Linked DNA regions of Homo sapiens: region 1 is linked to region 2. The links are chromatin loops, found by intact Hi-C in ENCODE. Cell type or tissue: ascending aorta. All regions are shown on one strand. Each heading gives the region's core, and the rest is flanking DNA. Links, peaks and the distances in the headings are about the cores only. Region 1 overlaps LOC105370025 (a long non-coding RNA gene). Region 2 has its middle 6.4 kb from the start of CCDC60.

The links. Peaks named below come from ENCODE experiments on the same cell type or tissue, not always from the same donor. Only the 100,000 strongest peaks of a DNase experiment are listed, where the experiment ranks them.
Region 1: it touches region 2 in a loop (2.8-fold over the local background); 2 of 110 quality-filtered maps call a loop at or near these places.

Annotation. Positions count from the first base shown.
Region 1 is chr12:119,245,884-119,248,803 of GRCh38, forward strand. All of the region lies in intron 1 of LOC105370025 (a long non-coding RNA gene), which reads right to left. Among named protein-coding and RNA genes, the nearest start is that of LINC00934, 56 kb to the right of the region's middle. In ascending aorta, for the core only: no CTCF peak of the experiment used is centred there; no DNase peak of the experiment used is centred there; H3K27ac peaks cover 1,931 bases.
Region 2 is chr12:119,326,832-119,329,751 of GRCh38, forward strand. No RefSeq gene overlaps it. Among named protein-coding and RNA genes, the nearest start is that of CCDC60, 6.4 kb to the right of the region's middle. In ascending aorta, for the core only: a CTCF peak has its summit at 1,499; a DNase peak (open chromatin) is centred at 1,512; H3K4me3 peaks cover 349 bases.

The DNA of each region.
Region 1 (2,920 bases), core at 318-2,817, 81 kb before region 2:
CTATGCAACTCTCTTCTCTCCACTATTCCAATCTGGTTCCTCCAGACACCTTGGCCTCCCCAAACTTTCACTTCTGTCTCCTTAATTTAGGGAGTCTCCTCGAATCCTCCTAGGCTGCAGCGTGGAAAGTCTCTCAAAGCAGTATGCTGGAGCAAACCCAGGGCTCACTTTGTTTCCTGTCTTTCAAGGTTAACTGTCCTCTGTTTCCTAAGATCCAAAGTTTAAAAACCATTGCATCATACATTGTATCTATTTTTTGGTTGTTTTAAGCAGGAGGAAAAAAAATCTCATTCCTGCTACTCCCTTCTCATGAGAAGCAGAAGTTTGTTCAATTGTTGAACTAACACATTCCCAGTTTGTGTTGGGATTCCCATTGTTGCTAGCAAAAACATTCCAATTATTATAGTCACATGACCTGTCTGGCCTGGGAAAGACTGAGCCAGAGTCTTATCCTGCTCTAGATAAAATGCCAGAGAATGGCCAGAAGTGATGGTAATTCTTTTTAATTATTCCAAAATAAGGGGTTTGGACAGAAAGTATTTGGGTGGTATTGAGAGGTGGTAAAGCCCACAGAATCTGGAATTACAAAAGGCTTGGGTTTGAATTCTAACCCAGTGACCTCCTAGTCATGTGTGACCTGGGAAAAAGTTACTTAAATTCCCTGATCTTCAGTTTCGTTATCTATGAGATGGGAATTAATTATAACCGTACCTTACTGACAACGAGATTGTTTGAGGAGTCACTAGAATGATACCTGTGAAGCTCAGTGCCTGGCAGGTAGTAAATTATATACTATTGTATGAAAAATGATAGCTGTTATTATCAGTAACATGCTATGCTATACAGATCCAACCCTTTTGACAATGATCTAACTTTGATTTTGCCTTGTCTGCATCTATAACCCTAATAAAGCTTAGATTCATTATCTATTTCAGTTGGATAGGCCTAATACCCTGTCCCCCAAAATTGTGTGAGCTGTGATGTCAGCGCCAAAATCAGTAAGAATCAACAGTGGCTTAATTTAGTTGATCAAAGCTGAGAACAAAGACTTGGGATCTGGTTTCCATGCAGATATTTGGGCCCTGCATTATTTAAATTATTTGATTGGACTGTTGTGCTGAAGATGTCTATCACTGGGACCGTCCAACCACACAGCATCCTAAAGGGAAATGCCCCACCTCCATGCCCTGGTTAAGATATGAGCCCAGTAACCCTTGACTCTGGCCCACTGCTGATTGGACCACACCTGATTAGATATGAGCCACCAGATCAGGTCTGATCCAGTCAATGACATAGGCCTTGGCCTGGTAAAGAAGAGAGGAGTCTCTCTCTTCTGGAAATTTGGACTATGTATAGTATATCCAGAGAACTAAATATACCCGGAGACCAAAATAGTCATACTTTGGCACTGAAGTAGCAAAGTCATGAGGTTGACTTCTGGCTGGAGAGGCTCTGATAGACCAGAAGCAGGCAGAGGTTTAGAGGCAGCAGAACCATGGGTAAGCAATGAAAGGGTTTGGATGTTTGTGCCCCCAAATCTCAGATTGAAAGGTAATCCCCAATGTTGGAGGTGTGGCCTGGTGCGGGGTGAGTGGATCATGGGGGTGGACTTTTAACACCATCCGCTTGGTGCCTTCTTTGCAATAGTGAGTGAGTTCTTGTGAGATCCGGTTGTTTAAAAGTGTGTGGCACCTCCCCTTGTTCTCTTGCTCCTGCTCTCACCACGTGATACATCAGCTCCCCCTTCACCTTCTGCCATGATTGTAAGCTTCCTGAGGTCATCCAAAAGCTGAGCAGATGCCAACCATGCTTCCTGTATGTACAGCCTGCAGAACTGTGAGCCAATTAAACCTCTTTTCTTTATAAGTTACTCAGATTCAGGCATTCCTTTATAGCAACACAAGAATGGCCTAACACACCCAGTAAGTAGAGAGAGTAGAATGAACCCACAGAGGAAATAAGCCAGGCTAGAGCCCAGCTAGTCCCCAAGCCTGCTTAATTCCCAACAGTTTCCATTTCATTTCTGGCTCCTGTTCACAGCTATCTCTTTTCAAAACAGCTTTTTCTGTTTTGAAAATAACAAGTAACACATTATCACTGGGAAAAAAAAATCAGAAGAACCCCAGAGAAGAATCTAAATGTAACACAAATTCTCATCTTCCCAGAATAGTGCATTTCCTTCCCGTCTTTTTTCCACACAATTGCAGACATTTTTTTTTCCAGAAAATTTAGATCATACTATTTATTAGACATTTTATTTGTTTACTGTAACTTAACAATGTATCATTTCCCACCACTTTAGGAGGCCAAGGTGGTAGGATCACTTGAAGTTGGGAGTTCAAGACCAGCCTGACCAACATGGTGAAACCTCGCCTCCACTGAAAATACAAAAATTAGCTGGGCATGGTGGCAGGCACCTGTAATCCTAGCTACTCGCTAAGACTGAGGCAGGAGAATCGCTTGAACCCAGGAGACGGAAGTTGCAGTGAGCCGAGATCATGCCACTGCACTCCAGCCTGGGCAACAGGGCGAGACTCCACCTCAAAAAAAAAAAAAATGTGTAATTAACTGTTCCCCATGTCAATAAATATTCTCTTCTAATATTCTTTTAAATGATTTTCTAGTATGCCATCCTAACGATATGTCATCACGAATTTATATAATTCCTTGTCATTGAACAATTAGGTTTTTCAAAGATTTTTTCTTTGCTTTTGTAAATAATGTTGCAATGAACACAGCTGCAGCTAAATCTTTGCACACATAAGTGATTATCCCCTTATCATAAATTATTAGAAGGCCAATTGTTGGGTCAATGGGCATGCACATCTCTTAAATCTCTTATACATATTGTTCAATTACGCTCCAGGAAAGCTGTAAAAAATTTATATTCCTACCAGTAGCATATGAATGCATCTGACCC
Region 2 (2,920 bases), core at 207-2,706:
ACACCATCCCTTCTTGGTGTTGTCATCGCATCGCAATAGTGAGTTCTCATGAGACCTGGTTGTTTAAAGTTGTGTGGCATCACCCCCCACCTTGGTCCTGCTCCCACCATGTAAGACACCCACTCCCACTTTGCCTTCCACCATGAGTAAAAGCTTCCTGAGGCCTCCCCAGAAGCAAATGCTGCCAAGCTTCCCGTACAGCCTGCAGAACTGTGAGGCAATTAAACAAACTTCTTCTTATTTTTAATATAAGTTACCCAGTCTCAGGTATTTATTTATAGCAGTGTGAAAACTGACTAATACACCGGACATACCAAAGTTAAAAAGAAAGGAGAGTAGAAGCAGGTTAACATTACATTTTCTTCTCTTCAGTCTCAAAGATCCAAATTCACCTCTCGCCTGGGGCTGTGGTTTGGAGGATAGAGTAGGAATGGGATGTGGGGCCAGAGACCCCACAAGGGCCCTGTAGCATGCGGTAATTCTTTAATCTAACAAAGGACAGGAATCCACAAGGTGGTACAAATACACATTATCCAGTGGTATTTCAACCTGGAAACAATTCTTCAATAGATTGCCAGCTACCAGGTGTCAAGGGAGCCCCAAGTTGTACTCTTGCCCTGGGCCCCATAATTTGTAAATCCAGTGCTGACATTTCAGTAAAAATACCCAGAAGGAGTTTTCTGGGTGCTAGATGCAACACACAAAAAAAGCATATTAAAGATATTCCAAAAATGATGACTTTTTCAATAGGTTTTTAATGCCAAACATATGTATTACTGACTGAAATTCAAGTGTTTACCAGATTTCAAGCTTTCTCTTCAGCTGCCCCAGCTGGCGTCTGACACATTCCAAAATTTTTCTTCTGCTTGATATGTCTATTTTTAATCCCTTCAGATACTTTTCTTTTTGGCAAATCGGGAGGAGAGAATGCCTGTCGCTTCACGTCCTTCAGTTAATATTTTGCATAAATCAGTCAGGAATTAAGCATTAAACAATCACTTCATATCTCGGTTGTCAAATATTTCACCGTTGGGGGATGTATTTACGTATCTGAAAACATGTTGGCCTCTCCGTGTTTAAGGGAGGTGGAGAATATCAAGAAACTCTTTATGATAAACTTGAGAGCAATGGTAAGAAGGAGATTATGGGACGAGGTGATCAAAGGAGATAGGAACCCCATGTAATGAGATGAGGGAGAGGAAAAAATTCAGGTGTCCTGACAACGCGCTATGACTCAGTGTCAGAGCCTGATTCGAGTCTGACCTCCCCAGATTATTTCAGTCAACACTAACCTAAGTTGGTTCCCCAGGAGCAGACCCAGGGAAATAGCTTGGATATAAGTAGTTTATTGGGAGGCTATCCAGGAAGTACCAGAAGGGGAGTGGGAAAATGAGACAGGAAAAGGAAAAAAGCCAGTGTGGGTTGTTTGGGTGGAGCAGGCAGTGACCGTAGGCAGTGGTGTTTCCTATAAGTCAGTCCTGCAGGGTACCACTGGGGGCAGTGTAGACCATACTCCAGACTTGTCCTACCCAAGGGTTGAGGAGGCAGAGTATTTATCCACTAATTCCCATTAGTCGTTGCTTTATGGCTATCCCCATGGGTGTTAACTTCTTGCACTTCTAGCCTGCTCTGCTTAAAGGCAGAATGGACCGGGTGCTGTGGCTCATGCCTGTAATCCCAGCACTTTGGGAGGCCAAGGCAGGTGGATCACAAGGTCAGGAGATCGAGACCATCCTGGCTAACACGGTGAAACCCCTTCTCTACTAAAAATACAAAAAATTAGCCGGGCATGGTGGCATGTGCCTGAAATCCCAGCTACTTGGGAGGCTGAGGCAGGAGAATCACTTGAACCTGGGAGGTGGAGGTTGCAGTGAGCCAAGATGGTGCCACTGCACTCCAGCTTGGTTGACACAGCAAGACTCCATCTAAAAAAAAAAAAAAAAAAAAAGGCAGAATGCATTCCTATAGCCCTGTGGTTCCCAAACGGTGTACCAAAGTGCCCCAGAGTGCCACAGCAAATTCACAGAAGAGGCTACATGTATTTTTAATTTTTAAGGGAAACACGGCAACATCTATTGAATGCCATATGAACTACTAGTGACACATAGTTCAATTTTGAAGGCTACACTGTGCCCCTCTAAGATTTACGTGTTGAAGTTCTAACCCCTAATACCTCAGAAGGTGGCCTTATTTGGAGACAGGGTCTTTACAGATGTCTTGACATTAAAACGAGGTCATGAGGTGGGCCCTCATCTGGGCTCTGCAGGGTGAGAGGTCCAGGTTCCCAAAGTGGGTACACTCTTGCCAGGGCACACAGCATGGATTGTATTAACTCTTAGCTACAGCTGCCACCAGACACTTTGAACTCCTTGTGTCCAGGAACCAGCAGGTGAGAAGAGGAGTCACAATTTTGGCAAGGACAATTGACCCTGATCAGCAGTTACACAGATAGGAGCAGGAAGGAACACATATGGAACCTGAGTGATCCACTTGGGTGCTTCCTAGTAAGTACTCTCTTGATCAGGACTGGGGTCCTTAGAAGAAGGGGAGATCTGGACACAGAAGGGTGCGGAGGAAAGACCATGTGAAGACGCAGGGAGAGGGCTGCCGTCTGCAAGCCAAGGAGAGAGGCCTGAGAAGGAACCAAGCCTGCTGATACCTTGATCCCAAACTTCTGCCACAAAACTGTGAGAAAATAAATGTCCATTGTTTAAGCCTCCCAGTCTGCAGTGCTTTGTTACTGCAGCCTGAGCTGACTAGTGCACTCAGTTTCAACAGTAGATTCCACGACATTCCTTTCATGAAATATCTTTGAAAAAGCTGGATTTGGGGCAGTTGCTGTGATAAAAAGTGAGAACTGCACAAAAATTAACGTCCTACAGAAAATGAAGGTGATGGTATCCAAACTGATTCCAAGGTT